3 separate regions of the Homo sapiens genome follow, and all the other regions are linked to region 3. Evidence: chromatin loops called from intact Hi-C (ENCODE). Cell type or tissue: Calu3. All regions are shown on one strand.

Region 1 (8,000 bases), 95 kb before region 3:
AATTGTCAGACATTCTCTTTATTCTAAAAAAATAGGTTGACCCACATTTAGATGTTTTCCTACTCAAAGGACTTTGAAAGAACTTTTTATGTAACACTTAGTCATTGCCCTTTTCACAGTCCCTCTTCCGCTGCTTCTAATTAGGCTCTTTGGTAGCTGGAATCGTCATTTCCCTGGCATGAAGGCACATGGTACCAACTTGTTGGTTGCTTGATTTGGAGGGTCAAATATGGACTTGCTTCTTTTGGTCTACCTTGCTATTGTGCTTTTTGCAGGTGGAGTTGACTTAGGTTTGTCTTTTCACTTTGGCCTTTCTTATCTGTTCACGTTTTCATCTTTATTTCCTAGTCTTCTCCCTCTATTCTCTGACATTCACTTAATCTAACCCCTTTTATCAGGTCTTCCAATATTTCCCTTTCTTGTGCCTTAAATGTTTCTAGACTTTCATCTGAATTTATGTGCTTACCTTGATCTTTTCTCATTTTCTAATACTTATAAGCTCATGTCTTCATATCAAGGCGGGCTTCATGGGCACATGACCTATGCAGGTACACGCTTAGAAGGACCCCACACTTGGTTTAGTGCTCTGCTCTTACCATCTTATTTTTTTTAATACGTTTTGAACAAGAACCTCTGCCTGTTCATTTTGTATTGGTCCCCACAAGTTAGGTAGATGTTCCTGGTTGTAGTTATTTTTTCCCCTTTCTAGTTGGGTAAGTGGTTTTTGTTTTAATCTTGAATTCTTTTTCATTCCTCATAATATTTTTAATTTATTCCCTTCCTGTGGTACACTATTCTGACTGCTATTTTAATGTAGTCATATTAGCTCCTTTTATTTCTCACATCCTTCAGGAACATTTAGCTTTATAGAAAAATTGTATATAGTCAACTTTTTATTAGCCACCCTGACTAAGAAAGAAGAGAATGAGAGAATCAATAAAGATTGCAGTTCGCAAAGGGAATAATTTTGGGAGAGCACTGTATGGTTTTTCCCCTTTGTGAGACTTATCTTTTTATTCTTGTTTGCTCAGGTTAATTGGTTTGCACTCCCTGAATACACAATAATTGGTGGTTGGGGGACCCTGCTGAGTGGCAGAGGTTAGCTAACCTGAAGTTAAATATCTCTACTAACAAAGGAGATTGATTGTCCCTATATTTTCTGTTTCTAGACATAAGAAATGAATCATTTTTTGGTTTTCAGTTTTACCTGAGGAGATTAGTAGGATGTAAAGACTTTTCTAATAATATTAAAACACCATTTTTGGATTTGACAAACCAAATTTCCCATCCTTATCTTTTTATCTGGTGGCAGTCTGAATCAATTTACCCTGTGATCCTGTCTGCTGGGAAGCATTGAAATAGTAAGGAAGTCTGATGTGCCTGCAGGTTAATCCAGCTGTCTGGGTGTAAGTTATTATTATTATTTTATTAAAAACAGTTTATGTCACTTATTAGGTGCCAGGCATTTTTCTACACACTTAAAAATACAATTTGATTTAATCCTATGAGGTAGGTATGATTAATTATCCCTATAATATAGTTTAAGAAACTGAGGGAAAAGTAAGTTATATGACTTTCCCAAAGATACTGCCATTTAATGTTAGAATGAGGATTTGCACCAGGACAGCCTAGTTCAAGTTCCTGTGCCTACACCCTATATCATGCTGCTGTTCTTTTATTATTATTATTATTTTTAATTTTATCTATTCAGCCCCTTATAGAGTTGGAAGTCTGGATGACTGACGGAATAAAGCCTTATGGTAAAGGACTTTCTAAAAGTCTCTATTTCTTTACTTTTCTTCAGTTGGCAATACATAATAACAATGTAAGTGATTCACAATATGTAAACATCTAAACAAACCTAGATACTAAAACTGCATGTGACTCTAAAGTGAAAATATCTGAGATGCCACATGGTTCTTACTGAGACAAATACTTGACAGTATATTCCTGGGGACTAACGTTAAAGAGATGCTTCACTAACTGTCACAATCCCTTTTGGAAACTTGTGATCACAGCTGGTGACATCCCTGACATCTTTTATCTGTTCCCATACTTTTTCTTTCGGCTAGACATTACAGACTGTGGAGTTAGATGGCCAATCAATGTGCTGCTTCAGAATCAATAGATCTCAGTAAGCATTCCATTAGGCCCAGGAGCCTTTCCATTTCTCAGTTCTGTCTGGGCTTTGCACATTCTTTCATGAAAAAAGAGAGTTTGGGGATTATTTTCTCTACCTGTAGCTTCTCATGGACAAATGAATCCCCTATCATTATAGAAATCTAGTCAATAAAGCTGTCAGAATTCTTAAAACATTGACAGTAAAGCCAAGTTCGTGTACCTAACCTCTGTAGTAAGTTCTGAGTGTGAAATATAAGAGGAGGAAATGATATTTATAAGAAAGTGCCTTGAAGTTAAAAAAAACACAAGGTAAAAATATTAGATGATAGAAAAGAATCATGAACTTGCAAGTTGGGAGAACTGAGTTCGTGGCTTGGTTTTGCTACTGAGAATTCTGGTTAGTTAAATCTCTGCAAAATGAGTGAATTTAACCTGATAATTGTTAGTGTTCAGAACAATTAACCTGATAATTATTAGTGTCCAAATGCCACATTTTTTAACTTTAAATAATTTTACTCCCACAAGCCCATTTCTATCCCAGGTTCCCAGACAGATAGACATCTGTGGAATTTGCATGTTCCAAAGTAGTACGAGAAATGGCACAGGACTGTTGTTAGTATGGCCTCTACTCCTTTCTCTTTCTAGCACCTAAGCATCAAGGGTGGAAAGGGAGACTGGAAGTGCAAGTCTGAAAGGAGAAAAAAGAAGGTGAAACCAGTCTGCAGGAGAAATGACTGGGAATTTAGAAGGAGTGGGCACCCACAAGAGAAGAGAAGACACGAAGTGAGAAAAGGCTGCTGCTTGCCAAGGCACTTTTAAGAACGGGACATCTTATCACTTTTCAGTTGTTTGAGCTTCTTGCTCCCCAGACTTTCAGCTAAAATTGTGGCTGTTTTGTTGGCGGAAATCAGTGAAAAGAAAATGAGTTCTGTGTCTAGTTCAGTTTACAGCAGAGGCAAGACGATGCCTGAAGCAGGTGGCAAGGAGTGAAAGGGGAGTGTGCATGGAAGCAGCAGGTCAGAGCCAGAGTTTATCATGAAAGTCTGAGCCCTCGCAAACATGGTTCATGCACAACCCATAAAATTTCATCAAACTCTCAGTCTCAAAAATTTGTGTAGGAAGAGCCTGACATGAATGCTGCAAATACATGATTATTATTCCTAGACATATCTAAGGGCATCTAAAATTATAAAATTTATAGTGATATTGCTTAAATTACATTTTTGAATATCTCACTCATACATGTATTACCTATATTATTATACTGTTAATTATACCTTCATTGATTTTTTTTAAATTTTATTCTTTTGTTTTAAGTTTAGATGTGGATGCATTTTCTAAAAACTACAAGATTACCCAAACAGAACCGATTGAATTTCAAGGTTAGGAAGTTTTTCTAATAATAATTTATGGTCCAAGTATAATGTGATGAAGTGTGCTTGTAGGTACCAACCTGAGACTATATTTGGCAAGAGTTGAATAAAATATGGGGGAAATGATTTCTAGCCTTGTTAGAAATGCCCTCAGAATGCATTGTTATTTCTAAAGAATGCTGCATTGTATATATGCAGATATTTTTCAGCCAAATCGCTGAATTTGTAGAGATTTCATATCACATAAGATTTGTTTCCAATGCATTTTCTTCTGAAACTATAAGAAGACTAGCTTCTCTCTTAATTTCTAAGAAAAATGTTATAAACCTTTATTATGATGGTACAATTTATGAAACAATGTAAATTTTACATTTTCACTTTTGAGAGTTATTTTTCCCCAAGCCTCTGCCTTTTTTGAGTATTTGCAAAGCTCTGCAAATGACAGGCGCATCCACAATGCAAAGAATAATCTTCCTTTGGGGCTGTTCCTGGGGTAGTGATTAGTAGCGTCTTCACTGAATATTTAACTTCCTCAAAACTGCTTATCTGTGCTGTGGATCAGTGCAAGATCTGGGTGAGCTGTTGCTACTTTACATAATTAAGTTTCTCTTGCCAAAAAAAGAGAAAGTAACAAAATATGAAGCAAAAGAAGCCGAAAGTTGGACTTTTAAAACATTCTCCCTTCATGTTATTTTCTCATTGAAAATAACCTGAAACAAAAGCAAAATATTTGAGATTTAGGAGGGAGTTTATGCAGATCAGTCAGGTTGACAGCTCACATTTTCTTGCAAAACTCTTAGGAATTTTCCTCCGCAAATCCCTCCGCAGTCAGTGATAAGTACTAAATGCCACAAAGAAAACAATTTCCCATTGTTCAAAAACTGACTGGTGAAGTATTGTGGGTGAGGCAAAAAAGAGGGTAGGGAGAGAAATTCTATTGTAGGGAAACTAATGCCAGACAGAGCTATTAACTCAAATGTACTGAAATGATAGATAATTCAAGCTTCTCATGTCACTTTAAATTAGTAAAAAATCACTGCACAGGATTTGTGCTTAATCCCATTTTTTATATGTAGAAAATAGGCCCCAGAATTAGGTTGACGTGTACTTTTAATGTGTAGATAGGACATCTACTCACTTTCTAGGCATGTGTGGATGAAAAAGACTTTGCTTGCTTAGTTGCACGTCATTCTTAGTTCCTTCTCTTTTGAGTGTGCTAGCGTACCCAATGGAATCCCCTCCCCTGTATTTATTGAACGCTATAATGTATGGGGGTGTCTTTTCCTGGTTAGTGTAATAGGAAAAATTGCATTTGCTTATCTATTGCAAATGAAAATCATCTGGGGAATATAAAAAGCATTTTCAATTCTGCTACCATTATTTCAGAAGCAATCAAATGCAGAGGAATGAAAGTCAAACACGGAGAAAAATGCTGATGGATTGGGCAATGTGCATGGCTCTCTGGGACCATCATTATTTCAGTATTCAAGAGGAAAATGCACATTTGAAAGATGGTAAATTCCATCACATACAATCAATCATTCATCTCCTCTAGCAACAATAATTGTGGAGGAGATAGTGTTCAGACATTAACTAGGTAGTCATCCCTGCTTGTTTGTTAGTTTGTTTCAAGGCATACTAAATCTTATGCAACGTTATGTGGACATCTCAGATGATTTTCAGATATTGGTACTTAGTACCAATCACCTGCAAATAATGAGGTCAAAGTAAACACTGCAACCTCAAAGGGCAAGATGCTTAGCATTGTCTTTCATCTAAAACATTTTGTCCTTTCATTCCAGATTTTAAAAATAGGTTATCTGCCTGCATTTTATGCATTTTTCTATCTTTATAATCTGAAGGTGATTTTATTAATACAGTAAATCTTGGTCAAGTGATACTTTAGGAAGATGCTTTTTCTGGGTAAACTAAAAGCCTGACGTGGCTCTTCCTGATGTTCTTAAATATTTTATTAGCAATGTCTCTCCTCACCCCTTGCCTATTCATAGTCTCTTTCAGTTTAATGATATAAAGCAGGTGGTAGGGTTGTCAAAACTGGGTTTCCATTAGAAACAATCTCTGGGAATGTGGTGTATTTTCTCCCTTATTTTTCTCATTATTAGATATCTCAGGCTCAAAGGCCCATATGGCAGTTTGGAGAAAGATATGTCCTGTTCAAAACCAATGTTCTGAGAGTTTGAGAGCCGTGAAATCAGATATCATAGTTTTTACACTTTTTCAAAGCTTTCAATTGTGAATTCTGGATTTCTCTTTTTCTTTCGAACTCTGAAAAAAGCCCAATCTCTAACAGCACCTCCCCTCCCACCCCCTTCTGGTACTGGCTGTAGCAGTACTTAGGAAGGGAAGAGTGTCTTACAGGAGGTGGAGACACATTTATACACCAGTCTTCATGCTTGGGAAAAAGCGATTTAGTCACTGTTAACTTCTTTAATTATTGATGGTTCAGAAAATGTTATCTTTCTTATCTTTTATTTGTAACACTTTTCCCTAAATAAAAGTGAGGCTGGATATTCAAATTATTATTTAGTGCAAGAAACTAAAAATAGCTTTCCCTCTTTTTAGATTTTTTTTGACAACAGAGATGATACATTATATGTGTATATTTTACCTTAATAAAAAGACTTAAAAAAAAAGAAAATTAAAGAGAAAAATAGAAAGAAAGGTAGGAAAGGCATAGAAGGGGATATGACACTTTAGAATCTCCTAGCTTAGAATGTGACAGAAGGAGAGTGTTAGTAAAACTGAGGAGGCTGGGTGCGGTAGCTCACGCCTGTAATCCTAGCAATTTGGGAGGACGAGGTGGGCTGATCACTTGAGGTGAGGAGTTTAAGACCAGCCTGGCTAACATGGTGAAACCCCATCTCTACTAAAAATACAAAAAATTAGCTGGGCATGGTGGCAGGCCCCTGTAATCCCAGCTACTCGGGAGGCTGAGACAAGAGAATCACTGGAATCCGGGAGGTGGAGGTTGCAGTGAGCTGAGATCGACCCATTGCATTCCAGCCTGGGCAACAAGAGTGAAACTCCATCTCAGAAAAAAAAAAAAAAAAAAAAAAAAAAAAGAGGGCCATTCCCTGCTTTATTTGACATAATCTAAAAGCTCCTATCATTTCCTCCTTTTAAAACCTTTTATTGAAATACAATATACACACAGAAATGGGCACATATCATAAGTACATAGCTGGATGCATTTTCACAAGCTCACACACCAGGTAATCAATACCCCAGACCAAAACAAACAAACAAACAAACAAACAAACAAGAAGCAGGCCTAACAGCATCCAGAAGCCCTCCTCGTGTTTCCTTCCAGTTACTACCCCTCTCTCCCAAGGGTGACTGCTATCCCAACTTCCAGCAGCATAGCCTGTTTTTTGTCATTTGGCATATATAAATGAAAAATATTATATATACTATATATATAGTATATATGTATAAATAAATAGTTTATATATGTCTAGATATCTCATAGTGTATATACTGTATATATTACATATTGTATACACTATATGACATGTACTATATATCTATAATAATGTAGATAGTATATATCTATATATACTAGTATACTATATACAATAAATGGAATAATGCAGAATACACTCTTTTGCCTGCCTTCTTTCACTCATATTGTGTCTGTGAGATTCCTCTATGTTGTTGCATGCTGTTTTAGATTGCTCATTGATCCACTACCTTCTAACTATTTTAATTTGATATTATACTTGTGAATAGCCATTATTTTTCCTTAGCGAGATGAGAGTGATTAAGAGCACAGAATTTGGAACCAGGATATCTGTGTTGAAAGCCCAATTCTTCTACTTATTAAGTATATCATTTTAGGTAAGTTATGCAAAGTCTGTTGCTTTAATATCTTTATCTGGGGGGCAGATAATATCTTCCTTGTGGGGTGGGCCCTTAATGAGGTATATATTAACTTTCACTAATATGTGTAAAGCATTTAGAGTGTCTGGCATATGTTTAGCACTATGTAAGTGTAAGGTATTATTGGTTCTAACTTGTACTTCATTTTTCTCCTTCTATATTGCTTCAGTCTCTGAGCACAGACTGGAGGAATAATGTATGCTAACTCATCAACATAGGGAAGAGGTGCTTTTGGCAGAAATAAAAGAGGTTCTTGACATCACTTGCCTTTTGCTCCTACTCTATTAATTTAATTTAATTTTTTTTTTATTATTTTGTTGTTGTTGTTGAGATGGAGTCTCGCTCTGTCGCCCAGGCTGGAGTGCAGTGGCGCAATCTCGGCTCACTGCAAGCTCCGCCTCCCGGGTTCATGCCATTCTCCTGCCTCAGCCTCCCAAATAGCTGGGACTACAGGCGCTCGCCGGCACGCCCGGCTAATTTTGTTTTGTATTTTTAGTAGAGACGGGGTTTCACCATGTTAGCCAGGATGGTCTCGATCTCCTGACCTCGTGATCCGCCCACCTCGGCCTCCCAAAGTGCTGGGATTACAGGTGTGAGCCACTGCGC
Region 2 (8,000 bases), 150 kb before region 3:
GAGATGATTGTTGTTGCTGGAATTATTTGAAGGCTTGATTGGGTTGGATGTCTAAGATGGCTTCTTCATTTACTTATCTGGCATCTCACCTGGGAGTGTTGGGATACTGTGGGCTGACTTCCAGGTTTTTCTGTCTCTAGTATGGCATTCTTAAGATAGTTGGGCCTGTTACACAGTAGCTGGCTTCCCTCAGCGTAAACATCCCGAGACTCAGGTGGAAGCTGATGGCTTCTTATGACCTAGCCTCAGCAGTCATGCAGAATCTTTCTGCTATATTCTATTGGTCAAATATGAGTCACAGGGCCAGCCTAGGTCCAAAATGAGGGAACATAAAGGCGTGACTATTTGGAAGCGTGGTTAATTAGAAAGCCACCTTTAGAGAATAACTACCATTTGACAAATTTTATATGGAATGTGATATTCTTCCATTGTGTAGAATACCATTCTACAAATTACGTATCTTTTCATAATTTCCTTTGGCATAATAAATGTTTTAACATTTTAAATGGTGTGGTAGGCAGAATAATGGCCCCAAAGATGTTCACGTCCTAATCTCTGGAACATATGAATATGTTGGGTTACATGGCAAAAGGGAATTAAGCTTGCAGGTGGCATTAAGATTGCTAGTCAATTAACCTTACGGTAGGGAGAACATCCTGGGTTATCTGCGCAGGCCCAGTGTAATCACAAGGGTCCTTAAAAGTAGAAGAGGGAGGCAGAAGAGGAGGCAGAGTTAGAAAAGGAGACGTAACCATGTAAGCAGTTAGAGCGATGAGATGTGAGAAGGTCTTGGCTTTCCTTTGCTAGTTTTGAAGGTGAAAAAAGGGGTCCATAAGCCAATGAATGTAGGAGGCATCTAGAAGGTGAATAAGTCACGGAAATAGATCCTATCAAAACCTACAGAAAGGAAAACAGCTTTGACTTTGGCCCTGTGAGACCTGTGTTAGACTTCCAACTTATAAAACTGTAGGATAATAAAATTCATTGTCTTAAGCCACTAAACTTGTGGTAATTTGATATGGGAACAATAGAAAATAATACAAAAGGCAATGGAAACTTGAGAACAAATAGAAGGTATATCAGGCCTATGTCCCATCCATGTCATGCATATGTTCACTCCCTGAACAGTGTAGAAAATGACTCTTTAGTCCATCAAGGACCTTTAGTTATGATGTAAATGAAGCAATTTCAGGATGCTGGACCATTTTTATAATGTGGACAATGCTTTCTAAAAGGACATTTGATAGTAAAAGTGATATAAGAAGCTAAGGTACAAAACTTATGATGACTTCAGACAGAGTTACCCCTAAAATTCTGTGTTTTATAGCCTTTTCTCTACCTCAATCATTTGGGGTTGGGAAAATTAAATATTTGGGTTAAATAATCAAAATTCCTGGATAAAAACCCTTTATTCTTTCAAGAATAAAAATAAATCTATGGTATGCTTTCTTGTTTTGGTCAATTAAGGTGCAATTAAAAAAATAAAGCTCCAGGAAGGAAGTGTGCATAGGATACTATGTTATCTTTCAACCTTTTAGAGGGAGGGAGAAAACATGTCAGCTAGTTGGATTGTACTGAGATATTTGCAAAGTCCATCAAAGGTGGTAGGGCTAGATGGATCAGGAAAAATTCCTTCTTGATAAATTTTGTGAGAAATAGTCTGTAATCTCATGGACCATTATCTCTTTATGTGTATTAATTTTTATAGAAATCATTATCACAAAATAATATGTTAATATACAACAAAGGAGAAAATCAATTTGTGAACAAATCCCATCTATAATTCTACTATTCAAAGATTTACCTCTAATCCTTTGGTTATATAGTTTATACCTTCCAGATAAAAACACTCATAATTTTTTAGCAAGGGTGGTATTATATATTATTTTATTGTAATTTTAACTTGATTTTAAATTCAACATTATTTTGCTAACTCATTTCATTTCAATAAATATGTCATCATTATTATTAATAAATTTTATTGAGGTAAGTACATGTATAGGATTTACCATCCTTACCATTTTTAAGTGTACAGTTAAGTGGTAATAACTACATTTACATATCTCTATATATAATTTTCCCTTCATCATCCCTCCTTCTTATCCTTCCTGGCCTTTGGTAGCCACCAATTTAATTTCTATCTTCATGAGATCCACATTTCTAGCTGCCACATATGAGTGACAACATGGGATATTTGTCTTTCTGTGCTTGGCTTATTTCACTTAACATAATGACATTATTATTATTCTTGATGGCTGCATTGGTATTTCACTATATGAATGTACCATAATTTATTTAATCAATTGACATTGTTTGCCACTACACACTGTTGCTCAGCAATGCTGGAATAAACTTTCTTGCTCATAACATTTTTGAGCCTTTGTCAAATTTTTTTTTTGGATACTTTTCTAAAAATAGACTTTTAGGATTAATGTGCATGCATTTTAAAGCATTTTGATATACTCTACAGTTATTTTATCAAGCGAAAATTTCTGTTACCGTAAAGGACATTTTCCTGATCCCTCCTAGTTATTTGATCATTTTGTTCTCGGTAACATAAACAACTCTTCTTTCACATGCCAACGTGTGTCTTGGATGACCACTAGAGGTCGTCTAACAAATTAAATATTTCACTTGTGGCTCACATTTTTCAGTCAGAGGTTGACCTTTGTGTAAATCAGAGAGAAAAATAGTCTAGAGTTAATGCTTGCTAACTCCAATAACATTTAACATTAAAGTCAAATCTCTTTCCTCCCTCCACACCATCACCCACTTTTTAAAAAATGCCTTTGTGTCTGTGGATAACTCAACAGCCTTTGACTGTATTTTCTCTGTAGTAGAGAGGTTGTTTATGGCTTATTTGGAATATGTTTCTTTTTCTTGCACTTACTTGTTACTTTCACATATTTGGTCTCTTATACTTACTTAGTTTATGCCAAACAGCAAATCTAAGAAATCTTGAAGTAAAAATGCCTGTAAATTATTTTGAGCTGTTTTATTAAGGTGGTAGTTTTGCTATTGCATTTCTCCTGCCCCTCTATAATGATGTAGACTATATATGGAGGTACCAGAATTTAAGCAATTGGCATTGCTTTGTTAATACATTTACATCTTGATGAATATGCCATCATCATCATCATTTTTGGAGGCTGCAGTAATTACATGTTATAACCATTTAACATTGGTTTAAATATGTGAGAATTATTTCTTTCTATGCGCTATCATTCTATACATACGGGAAATAAGACAGAAAAGATTACGCAGCAAATATAAACGATTAAAAAATTTAAAAAGTTATGTTCTAAAAATCATCTATGATTTGTTTGGAGATAGGTTAGAGGTGACAAACACCATCTGTGATGGTAAGTTTTATGTGTTAATATGACTAGGCCATGGGATGCCCTGATGTCTGTTTAGATGTTATTTCTAGGTATGTCTATGAGGATGTTTCTGGGAGAGATTGACATTTAAACTGGTAAATTAAGTAAAGCAGATGGCCCTCCCCAAAGAGCATCATTCAATTCTTTGAGCGCCTGAAAATAACTGGATGGGCATCATCCAATTTTTTTATGTTTTGACAATGTCTAGTTCTGTCACCCAGGCTGGAGTGCAGTGGGGTGATCTCTGCTCACTGTACAACCTCTGCTTCCCGTTCAAGCAATTCTCCTGCCTCAGCCTCCCGAGTAGCTGAGACTATAGGCGCACGCTGCCACGCCTGGCTAAGTTTTTGTATTTTAGTAGAGAAGGGGTTTCACCGTGTTGCCAGACTGGTCTCGAACTCTGAGCTCAGGCAATCCGCCTGCCTCGGCCTCCCAAAGTGCTAGGATTACAGGTGTGAGCCACCGCACCTGGTCGGGCATCATCCAATTCTTTGAACACCTGAAAAGAACAAAAAGGCAGAGGAAGATTGGATTTGTGCTCTCCTCTGCCTGTCTGCTTGAATTGGACGTCAGTCTTCTGTCCTCGGTGCTCCTTGTTCTTAAGCCTTCAGGCTGGGTCCGGAGTCTACATCATCGGTCCTCTGGCTCTCAGGCCTTTGAACTACACCACAGGCTTTTCTGGGTCTACGGCTTGCAGATGTCAGATCATAGGACTTCTCAGCCTCTGTAATCAGTGAGTCAATAACTTATTGATATAAGTTATCTCTATAACCGTCTGTCTATCTATCGATCTATCTATCTATCTATCTATCTATCTATCTATCTATCTATCTATCCATCCATCCATCCATCATCTGTCTATCTCTCTATCTACCTAATCTCTATAGGTTCTGTTTCTCTGGAGAATCCTAATTCACCATTTAAATATACACTTGCTAGATATAGGAACATTAGTTTGTATTTGGAACATTTAGATAGTTATCCATATATCAACAAAGTTGTTATAGTGATCAAGGCAGCAGTGAGCCTCCTATTTTCTTCTCTGTCAGACGTTTTGTCCTACCAAACCCATGGCTGGAATTGCTCCAAAAGTGGCGGCAGGGGAATTTCTGCAGGGAAGTTCCCCAAACCATCCAGAGATGGGGCTGGTTAAGATTCTAAAGAAAGAAGCACTAAACGCCAGGGTGATGAATCTAAGGAATTTATTAGGGGAACTTACAGAGCGCTGCTCCAGTCCTTGTGGCGGACAGTGAGAGAAAGGGGCTGTTCTACCTAGGTATGTCTGAAATGAGGGAGTCATGTAGGAAGTTTTTATCAAGGGTTGAGGAATTTGGCTCAGGGCCCGGGGCCAGTTTCTTTTAGTGTTTTGAGCAACAACCTAGATAACTTTTTCAGTGTCTGGAAATGTTCAAGGCCGTGGTTTCGGTTCAAGCCTGCTGGAAAAAACTGCAGCTGGCGAGGTCACAGAGCAGCCAAGGCACTTCATGATTTGGGGTCAGGACATAGAAAGAAAGGGTGAGGGTGAGTCTGGGGGAACCTGCACAGAAGTAACAGGTTTATCTAAATGGTATATGTAATATAATGTAAATTATATGTATTTTTTGTTATAGTTACATTTTTATAGCACACACATATATGTAGACTTCATGTTTTTTTTAAGGTTAAAGACTTATGATAGTTGGTAGTAAGCTAATTTTTTCATCTTCTTTCCCTGTATTATGTGGAAGAGATTCTTTAGCAATCAATCTTTTAAGATATGGACTCCTTTTTAAAAACACACAATAAAATATCATTTTCCTAGAATCATTCAACTTCTCACTTCTTAATTCATATCCCATTTTCCTCCCAAACAATAAAAAAATTCACATAATATCGTCTGGCAATAATTTCTTGGAAGGCCTTTCATCATGGAAAAATGCCTTCAGTTTGGGTAGGTGCAGTGGTACAAATAACATTTGATTTCAGGGTGACCAGAAAACTATCAAACTAAATTGGCTGCTTATTGAAAAACACTCCTTGTATAATCTTTTTTCCTTACCTATAATCTTGTATTGGCAATGGCATAAGTACTGTGAAAGTTCTTCACAGTTTTCAAGCCTTTTGTTCTTAGGACACCTTTAGACTCTTAAAAATTATTGAGGCCCCTGAAGAGCTTTTGTTTATGTGTGTTATACCTAAGTATGTTTAGTAGATTCAAACTAAAAACTGAGAATATCTAAAAATATGTATTGATAATTTATTTTAAAAAATCCCATTACATGTTAAAATAAATAACATTTTAATAAAAATCTTATTTTCCAAAACTAAAAAAAAAAAAAAAAAGAAAAAACACTTTAGTTAGACGAGTGGCATTGTTTCACATTTTTGCAAGTTCCTTTAATGTCCGGATTAACTGAAGACAGCTAGATTCTGATATCTGTTTCTGCGTTCAATTTCTTGCAATATCACTGATCATGGAGCCTCTGAAAAACTTCGCTATATGCTGATGAAAGAATGAAAATAGAACAGTCAAATAGTATCTTAGTATGATTATGAAAATAGTTTTCACCTCATGGACTCCCTGAAAAGGTCTTAAGGACCCACAGGGGTTCCAGGCCATACTTTGTGAACCACTGTGATAGATTATACAAATGTGGCTATCCTTATACATCTTTATTGTAGAATAAAAACATTCATGAGAACCATTATTGCAGAGTGGTATAGGAGTGTTACAGTCTAGGGTTTGAAGAGCAGCTCTGCTATTCAGTTGTTTTGATATATTGGGAGAGTTAAACTTTTAAACCTCAGTTTCCTCATCTGAAAAATGGGGATAATAATATGTACTTCATGGGTTGTTTTTAAGGATTGGTATTCTTAGATACCTTCAATCTTTTGTGGTTTTAGTTATTATAAAGTTATTACTGAGAAACTGATGGACTTTGGGTATATTGATAAAGGACCCTTTCTGGTCCTCCAAAGTGGAGAACCTGGCTCTGTATTGTAAATTCAGAAAACCAGTGGATGGCAAAAAGATATTGTGGCACCTCTATGTAAAATTACTGCCACCTACTACTACTAGTATTATTCTATGTTATAGTGAAGACACTGAGGCTCACAGCGGTCGAGTCACTTGGAAAAGACCAATGCCAGCAGGAGAGGTGGAATGGTAATCTGCATGGTCCACCTACAGAATCCACACCTTTAACTAGTACCCTATACAGATTAACTAGTACTCCTAACTAGTACCCTCTCTAGGTAGTATTTTAATTGTCATACTACAGATTTTGGAATTTAAATCTAGAGTTTAATTTTTGTCATTTTCTGAGTACATTCCATATTATAGAAAAATTATTAAAATTTACCCCCATTATTAGATTTACCATGGGGCCACTGTTAAAAATAAGGGGTATCTAATGTGAAATTTTTCAGTCATTCACTTGTAGTTAGTCACAACTTCAAGTATTCATGAATATTACCATATTAACTTTAGTTATAATTGCTTTGCTTTGCATCTGGTCTGACTTTGTCAGAATCTCATGTTACTAATTGTATGGATGTGTTCTATGACGTTCTTTCCATAGAGTTTCTCACCTCCAATTGTGTAAGAGGTCTACTTTGTTTTTTTCTAACTAATACCTAATACAAAAATTTTATGTTTATATTTATGTAGCAATTACATGGCTGATTCGTATCTCAGTGTAAGAGGACAAAATTAATCTTTTCTGATGAGTTTTCTTACTTTTATCAGAGAAGAAACATCTGTGTAAATCTGCTAATATTCATTGTTTTTCTTGGATAAAACTATGAGGCACAATTTAGGTGATATATGCAATTTAATTTGTGTTAATAAGGGTCAGCATTACCATCTGGACTATAAAATAAGATCACTTCTTGAGGAAAAGAAATTATGGAATTTCTAAACTTGTTATAAGAGTTTCCTTTTAACAACATTTATTTAATTATGATTTAAAAGAAAAGTTCCATTCTTTGAGAGACAGTTTTAAAAATATTTCACGATTGAAGTCAGCCCAAATGCTATGAAATAACATGGTTTCAGCAGTTTGAAGAAAGCTCTGAATGAAGTGTGAGACGTTAGAGATTGATCATAGTTCCTGTGTGTGCTGGCTCCCACTACTTTAAAAGTTTCTGGCCTTCTTTGCCATCTCATCTCCTCTAAGCATTTTGTTTTTAATCTCTATTTAACCCTGAACTGAGTAAGTCTTTCCTCTCCAGGGTTTTTCATTGATCAAAGGCGTCAACAGCCTTCTTCCTCTGCGACTAATTCTCTCTAAAACAGACAAACCCCTACCACGCTGAGTCTATAAGGTTTCTAAATTGTTTCTTATGTGTTTCCATTTCTCTCTTCTGCACCCATTTCAACCCTTACTTCCAGCCCATCTTCATCTATATTTGCTATAAGCAAGCAGACTTTTCCTGTGTTAGATTAAGTTAAAACCCCAAATATTTTGTAAGATAGTTTTAAAAAAATTGTAGTTTTGAGGTGTAATTTTTGTTGTTGTTGCTTTGAACTAATTTTTCTAATGGGTCCCAAATTAATTAGATGACATACAGTTTTATATATCAGCCTTTATAATGTGGTATAGAATGATTATATATCATTCTTATACTTCTGGGGATTGT
Region 3 (8,000 bases):
TATTTCTGTCAGCCAATGAATATTTACTTATGTCATCTGAATATTTCTTGTCAGTTAGATACCAAGTTTAAAATACACATACCTAATTAAAGATAATTTTGATTAAATAAAATTTAACTAGAACTTAACTTGAACTTTCATAGTTCGGATGCTCTATAATTCTTAAGTCCACAGATATTTAATCTCTCCATGCTGAAACTTGTTTATAAAAGTTTCTGATTAAAAACACTTCTTTCTTTTTGTTGGATTCTTGTCAATATGAAATTCACATACAACTTTGGCACCAAATTAGAAGGAGGGGTCTGTGACATGCGTAAATTATTACAGAGCTAATATGTAATACATTTAAATCTAAGGAGTACAGACATTGGTGTGACACTAATAAACCGTGGATTTTCTTGGTATTACTAGTACTATCATAGATCCATTTCCATTGCCCAATCTGAAACTCAGCTTGAATTACTAGACTAAAAATGAGGGAAAGCTATTTGTGTTTTTGACTCTGCCTTAGGCGTTATAATGTGGGCATAAAATCATGAAAAAGGGCAAATCAAAACATTTTGTTCATACTCTTTTTATTTAAAAAAGGTAGTAAAACAACCCTGAGTATGAATTAAGATTTTTAAAAGATTTGGAAATTTTCATGTAAGAGTTATGATAGGACAAGAGTTCTTTTGGACAAAAGCACTTTTATGGGTTATAATTTTCCATGTTGTTGAACAGAAATGACAAAACTAATGAGGAAAACAAAGTATGTTTTAAATTTTGAAATGCTAATTATATATTACAAGAATAATTTCATTTTTGGCTATTTAGTTTTTAAATTTTGATGACTAACACAACTCCGTGTTTTCCAGCACTAGCAAGCAGCGTTTAGATATTCTTTACAATTCTGAGTTTGGCGTAAAGTTGATTCTCAGGATACTAATGAAAGATTTATAGAGTTGGTCTAATACAATAATTGGAAGCCATTTCATAGTGGCCATGACAATCTTTCTTCCAGTTTTATAATTTTAATAGGTGTTATTGGACTTCTACAATATGGAGTGTGTATTTTTCTCTGTTAGTAGTTTACAACCAAGTGTGAGAATATACATATACAATAAAGACTAATATAAACCATATTAATTAGTTCAGGTATCAAAGAACTACAGAAACTTAGAAATTCAGGAAATTTATTTACATGATTCATTGCATTAATAGAGCAAAGGAAATATTATTTTGATCAATGCAAAAAACCAAACAACAAAAAAAAATCCCTTCAGAAAAATCAGTAAGTACTCTGTGGTGAAGGGCTTTTTAACCTCAAAGTCATCAACCGTAAGTTCGCACTTTGATTAATTTGATACCAAAATTTAAGGTTTTCACTTTTATGAAGGTCACCACATATACAATTCATGGGCAGCCAACAGGATGAAGAAGATATTTGCAATTCTAATATTGATGAGCTACTTTCTGAGTATAACTTACTCCTGCATATCAACAAGAAAAATCCAAAACGGTGCAGATAGGTAAGTTACTAAAGAGGAAAATCGAAAGGCCAACAAGTATATAAAGGTGAGGTAGGAGGCAGAACTCTACTCTGGAGGTGGGGCTTGGTCATCGGACCAAATTGAGGATTCGCTAAAACAAGTCAGGGGCAGAAGCACCTCCCCATAACACAGGCCCACCAATGTGCTGTGGCAATACCCAGAAATTACCACTTCTTTCCACGGCAACAAGGAGATAGCCTGGAAGTTACCACTCTCATTCTAGAAATTTCTGCATAAACTGCCCCTTACTTTGCATATTATTAAAAGTGGGTATAAATATGAATGAGTGCTGGAATGCCTCTAGGCTGCTATTCTGGGCACACTGCCTATGGTTAGCCCTGTTCTGCAAGGAGCAGCACCACTGCTGCTGCTGTACACTGCTGATTCAATAAAAGTTGCTATTTAACACCACTGACCCACCATTGAATTCTTTCCTGGAGGAAGCCAAGAATCCTGCTGGGCTAAACCCCGATTTGGGGGCTTGCCTGTCCTGTATCAAAGGGATGTCCAATTCAAATAATCAGAGAAATGAATATGAAAACAATTAACACTTCTGAGAAGTCATCAAACTGTTTTTAAAGGGCCAGATAGTAAATACCTTAGGCTTGGCAGGCCCTATTGTCCCTTTGCAATTACTCAACCCTGTCACAGTAGCATGCAAGCAGCCTAGGCAATACATAAACAAATGGGCATGGCTGTGTTCCAATAAAACTTTATTTATATAAACATGCAGCTGACCAATAGGCCATGGTTTGCACATCCTTTTTGCTGCCAACAATTAGAAAGATGGACGATGGCAACTTTTTCAGGCATGTAAGAATATTGAAATTAACATGGCGCTGGTAGGAGTTGATTGTGGCAGCCACATACTACCTTGTTATATTTAGCATTATGTCATATTAAGTATCCTTCAACCCAAACTTCTACTTCTGAACATATGTCCCACAGACATTCTTTAACAGATTCATGGGACACATGTCTGAGGCTGTTCATTGCTGCATTGTTTGTGGTGGGGAGAACTGAAGGCAATCCGTTACCAGGGGAGTGGATGCTAAGATGTGGTGGATTTACTAAATGGAGAATCAAGCAGAACTTCTGTGCAACGGGCTAGATGAACAGACAGTTATATGGATGGAGCTTAACAACAGTTCTGATTAAATGGTGAAAAACAGAAGAAAATAGAAAATAAACACCCATTTATAAAAATGTATGTACACCGCGCAAAACTACAGTCTTTCAGGAACACATGCAAACAAACGTATACATGTAAACACATTAGAAGGTGTCCATGGAAGAAATCGGGAAATGGCGATTACAAGAAACAAAATGTGAAATAGGACTTTGGGAGACCCATGATGACAGGGTGTTAGGGACTCAGGAGAATGAAACACTCAACCCTGTAATGGAGAGAAAAGGAATAGGAAATGGAAGAAGAGGCAAATCTTCTAAGGAAGTGCCACCAAAAGAAGGCTACTTCAACCTTCCGTGAGCAGTGAGCAGCCAAGCTCCCCAGAAGCTCCTTCCCTGCTGAAGAGCTAGGCCCGCATTCCTTTTCCAGGATCTTTGCTGTATGAATTGATGCCATATGACATCCTCCCTGGCTCCACTCTGTCTGGTTCATGGGCCCAAACCCCACCCTTAACACCATCTCCATTTTGCTGACCTGGGTCTAAGACCCTTTGTTTCAGGACCTGTTTTTGTCTGTCTGCTCATGGCACCTTTAGATTTGACATTTCCGGCCGGGCGCGGTGGCTCATGCCTGTAATCTCAGCACTTTGGGAGGCTGAGGCAGGCAGATCAAGAGGTCAGGAGATCAAGACGATCCTGGCCAACATGGTGAAACCCCATCTCTACTAAAAATACAAAATCAGCTGGGTGTGGTGGCACACGCCTGTACTCCCAGCTACTTGGGAGGCTGAAGCAGGAGAATCGCTTGAACCTGGGAGGGGGAGGTTGCAGTGAGCCGAGATCGTGCCACTGCACTCCAGCCTAGTGACAGAGCAAGACTCTGTCTCAAAAAAAATTTTTTTTAAATATATTTGATATTTTCATTTTTTGCCTTCACTTGGAATTGTGTGTTTAGTCCTGACTTAATCTGTTCTATAGTGGTTGGTCACACTCAGTCCTACCTCAACCATAGTGCCTCAAACTAGACCCATGATAAGGTAGATGGGAAACTCAGAGTTCTAATGAAAAAGACAAAATTTCCTTGTATTAATGCAAGCTATAAAGAGCTGTCCTAGGCATCCTGTCTATGCCAATCTGTAAGAGAATCCACTTCTCTAAAATAAGCAAATGAATAAGTAAAGTACACAAGATTAGAAATCCTTAGAATTTTTACTTTAAAATTTAAACCCTTACCACAGATAAACTTCTCTAAGTGAATAGTTGAAATTTTTTGTGTAAAATTCAACATAGTTTTGGGGTATGAATAGCCTCATCTTTGCCAATCTATATACTTTCTATTCAAAGCCCTAATTTTTATAGGTAGATAGAGAACTGGGCAAAATAAATTTCCTAATCATTTTGCAGGCTATAGAATAGTACAGAGAGCGGTATCTCTGAAATGATTTGAGTATTACCCTGTTTCAAAGAAGATAAGATTTGGGGACTTCCTTCAAACACCTGCTTGGATACTTGTATACCCCACAACAAAACAGCCTAATATTTGGTGGTACAAATTTACAGAGAGAGAAGAATGCATGTTGCTTTCTTTAATGTAGGATCTTCATTTTGATAAAAGGACTTAGTGCAATATAGTTTTTAAATAATAATTTGTCTAATAATAATCTGATTTTGTTAAAAAATAGATCCATGTTGAATTTCCCACATATTAAAAAAGCAAGGTAGACATATTTCTCAAATGCATTCCACACATGATGCACTTTGTAGGTACTTATAAATCCTTTATCTTAGAGAGTATTTCTTCTCAAGTTTGCTCATTGTTGGAATGACTCCCTGTGTAATTTCCACTTACATTTAGATTTTGTTGTTTATAACAATGTGTTCCATTCAGTACAAAAGGGAAGACCATCTAGAGATGACTCATAATCTTATAGAGGTGGTTTAGTCATAGCTTTTCTAATTCTGTTCAACCACTGGAGCTATTAGCTGTATTTCCTTCTCCCAGATCCAAACCATAAACACCCGACTGCCTTAGCATCTGCCAGCATCACCAGGCATCTGGACCAGTGGTAACGGTGTAGCCAGAAGTCACACAGAGTTGTCCGGGTCACTTCCTTGGGCAATCTTATCCTGACCTTGGCACTAAGATCTGTTGGGTGTTGTCCAACAAAAGTTTCCTCTTGTAGTGAGAATTCACTAAGAGTGTCAAAACGTCTTTGCTTTTTGTGGGTATGCTTGGCAGGCAACCCTATTTCCTCATTTCTACTTGATTTTTCTCAACCTCCTGACTGTGTCAGCAATTGTTGACTTTTTGGTGAGTGTTAGTACCAATTTGACTTCTCTGGATGAAATAGCTGGATACTGATTTTTATTTTACTTTCTGTTACAAAGGTAACTATTTGTCTTCTTGGTGACATAAGTGATCTGGCTACCTGCAATGTCATTTTACTTAAGCTGTGCAGAGTGGATGAACATGATACAAAAGCATGGTTGTGTTAGGGGGACAGTTCTTGGTCTGCAAACAGTGTATTTTCAAAAGGTTTTTAAAAATTAATTTACAATTTGGGGAAGAAGAAAATGCACTTGACACCTAGGCCTCTAGGAGAATATATTTTATAAAAATAAGTAAATATATATCTTGAGTAATATAAATGCCTTGGCTCTAGTAAACCAGGTGAAAATACTGACTCTTGGATTTATGATGTCTTAGGAGGATTTTTTTTAAAAAGAGGATTTTCCTCATTCCAATCTTTCAAAAGCATAATCCTCTAGATTTAAAGAGATTCACTGCTGTTTGAAAGGGGTCTGAGCTGTTAAAGTTCTCTTGGGCAGCCAGCATGCTGAAGCCTCTGAGTAGGTATGTGAATCAGCAAGATATTTTTTTCCTTTTAGTTTCAGTGCAGTGGGTAAAGCCTGACAAATAAATCCAACGGGAGTAGGAGATTGGAGATGAACCGTATTTTAGTGAAAAAACTACGAACAAGAGCTGTTAGCTTATTTCTTTGCCACATAAAGCGCATAACCAAGTACAGTACTAAGTAAGTGTCCTTAAGGCACTTAAATTCTTGATGACTGACTTGCTAGAAAACCATATTCACTCACTTTGGGTGGCATCTTTTGACTGGGGATCCTTACAATGTTAGCTGTTTAGCCTTGTGCAGCTGTATACTTCTAGCAAGATCACACATGAAACTCATGCTGTAACTCAGATGAGCAGAAGAAATATGATGGGTTCTATCTATAAACCATCTGATTTTAAAGAAGAATTTCAGCGGTTGGTTTGGATAATGTCCAGTCTTTCTTAGAGAAGAATGCTCATTCTATTAGAGTTTCAATGAAGACCTAGGAAGGGAGGAATATGGCCTATGCAATCTCATGATGAGGCAGAAGAACTGAAGTCCATGGATAAAATGCCCTTAGAGTGTCCTGTGGTATTGAGGCAATACCTCTACCCACTTTTCCACCCGGGCATTTGTAGATGAGACCTGTGGCTGATGTAACCACTGATCTGGTCTCTTTCAAATTTGCTTCTGCTGACTGCAGGTCCTGAATGTCTGATGCATCCTGTAGCCCACTGGTCCTTCTTCCCTTATCCATCCCTCCTGCAGTGGGCCTTTTTGATGTGCTACTCTTCTTCAGCTCAGAATCCACAACATAAAGAAAGGACAGCTGAAGAAAGTGATTCTCAGTGTTTCCAGTTGTCTGACCCCATAGCCCTACCAGATTTACCATGACGTGTCTTGCTCGAGGAAGGAAAGGGAAGCCCTGCCCTGCATCGTACCCTCCTTTTGTTACTGAGAGCTGTGACCACTGACTTTACTTTCCTCCCTCCTCTTTCTCTCTTCTCCAACTCAAAATACCTAGGGTCTGGATTAGAATGACCAGCCATGCTGGTTTTCCCAGGACTAAGGTAGTTTTGCTGGATGTAGGACTTTGATTTTCAAAATCTAGAAAGTCTAGGCAAATTGAAAATAGTCGGTCACCTTTTTTCTCAATTCCAGCCTATTGAGTGATTCTCAGTAGTAAATTGGGATATTTTCTCTACACACAGAACTCTATGGTCTAAATTCTTTTGATCTCGTTAAAGATATTCTGATGAGGGAGCAAATCTTTTTGCAAGATTTGCTTCAAAATGCTATTTATAAACATAGAATCTCACTCTTCTAGAACTGTGTCCCCATACCAGAAAAAGAAAATCTTGAGCCAGCTCTAGAATATATTATACATTTAGGAAAAATAAAGAGAAAATGTGAAAACTATCATTATTATATAAAAAACTCTCCTTTTAAGAATAGAATAAGCTTATCCCATTTAACTGAAGCAGTGATTTTCACAGTGAATTTCTATGACAGCTAAATTTTAGTGAGCTGTTTCAGGGTTTTGATTCAGCTTTCACTAAGCAATATGTGCATATTTCTTATATATATTCATATAGATGTATAGATATCTACATGTATATGTGTATATGAATAAAAACCATTATTGAAAGTCAACACATGGCTGGGCATGATTGCTCATGCATGTAATCCTAGCACTTTGGGAGGCCGAGGAGGGTGGATTGCCTGAGCTCAGGAGTTCAAGACCAGCCTGGGCAACAGGGTGAAACCCTGTCTCTACTAAAATACAAAAATAAAAAAAAAAGCCGGGCATGGTGGCGGGCACCTGTAGTCCCAGCTACTCGGGAGACTGAGGCAGGAGAATCGCTTGAACCTGAGAGGCGGAGGTTGCTGTGAGCCAAGATCGCACCACTGCACTCTAGCCTGGGTGACAGAGTGAGACTCCAGCTCAAACAAAAAAAAAAAATGTCAACACACACTTTTAAAATAATATATTCCTTAAAATACTGCCAAATGAGACAAAGTATCCTTTCCAGAATAATACATTTTTTTGGATTAGTATTTTATGCATATTAATTTCTCTTGCCAGAACTTGCAACAAATTTCCTGTCATCTCACTCATAACTCTTCACATTTTAAATTACCACAAGTGAATAGAGACCATTTTTTTCTGTTTATTGTTTTATCTCTCACACCTAGCATGACTCCAGGTCCACGGGAATATTTAGTAAACACTTTCTGAATGAGTGACTAAGTTCTGAGGTTGCAATGTTTTGTCATTTGTAGCTATTTACCTGCAAAAATCAAAATTTTTCTATGTAGTACGCATGCAAAGCCAAAAACTGAAGCAAATGGAAAACAAGGATGATATTCATACTGTAATGTTTGTAATGGCTCTTTGAAGAATTATTTCTATTTTGTTAACTTTTGTTTTCTCAACACAGGAATAGTTTCCATCACTTAGCAAAGGTTCAATAAATATTTTTTGAACTAGTGAAACTGGTGT

The links. Hi-C counts contacts between places; a loop is a spot of excess contacts. Peaks named below come from ENCODE experiments on the same cell type or tissue, not always from the same donor. Only the 100,000 strongest peaks of a DNase experiment are listed, where the experiment ranks them.
Region 1: a loop joins it to region 3, with 1.8 times the contacts of the local background. A loop is called at or near these places in 4 of 110 quality-filtered maps.
Region 2: a loop joins it to region 3, with 4 times the contacts of the local background. A loop is called at or near these places in 4 of 110 quality-filtered maps.

What each region holds. Positions count from the first base shown.
Region 1 is chr1:193,458,806-193,466,805 of GRCh38, forward strand. The region is part of intron 2 of LOC124904475 (a long non-coding RNA gene); the gene reads left to right. Among named protein-coding and RNA genes, the nearest start is that of LINC01031, 160 kb to the left of the region's middle. In Calu3, no CTCF peak of the experiment used is centred here; a DNase peak (open chromatin) is centred at 4,316.
Region 2 is chr1:193,404,406-193,412,405 of GRCh38, forward strand. No RefSeq gene overlaps it. Among named protein-coding and RNA genes, the nearest start is that of LINC01031, 100 kb to the left of the region's middle. In Calu3, CTCF peaks have their summits at 2,574 (motif pointing right), 2,777 and 4,585; a DNase peak (open chromatin) is centred at 4,726.
Region 3 is chr1:193,553,993-193,561,992 of GRCh38, forward strand. All of the region lies in intron 3 of LOC124904475 (a long non-coding RNA gene), which reads left to right. Among named protein-coding and RNA genes, the nearest start is that of LINC01031, 250 kb to the left of the region's middle. In Calu3, no CTCF peak of the experiment used is centred here; a DNase peak (open chromatin) is centred at 4,739.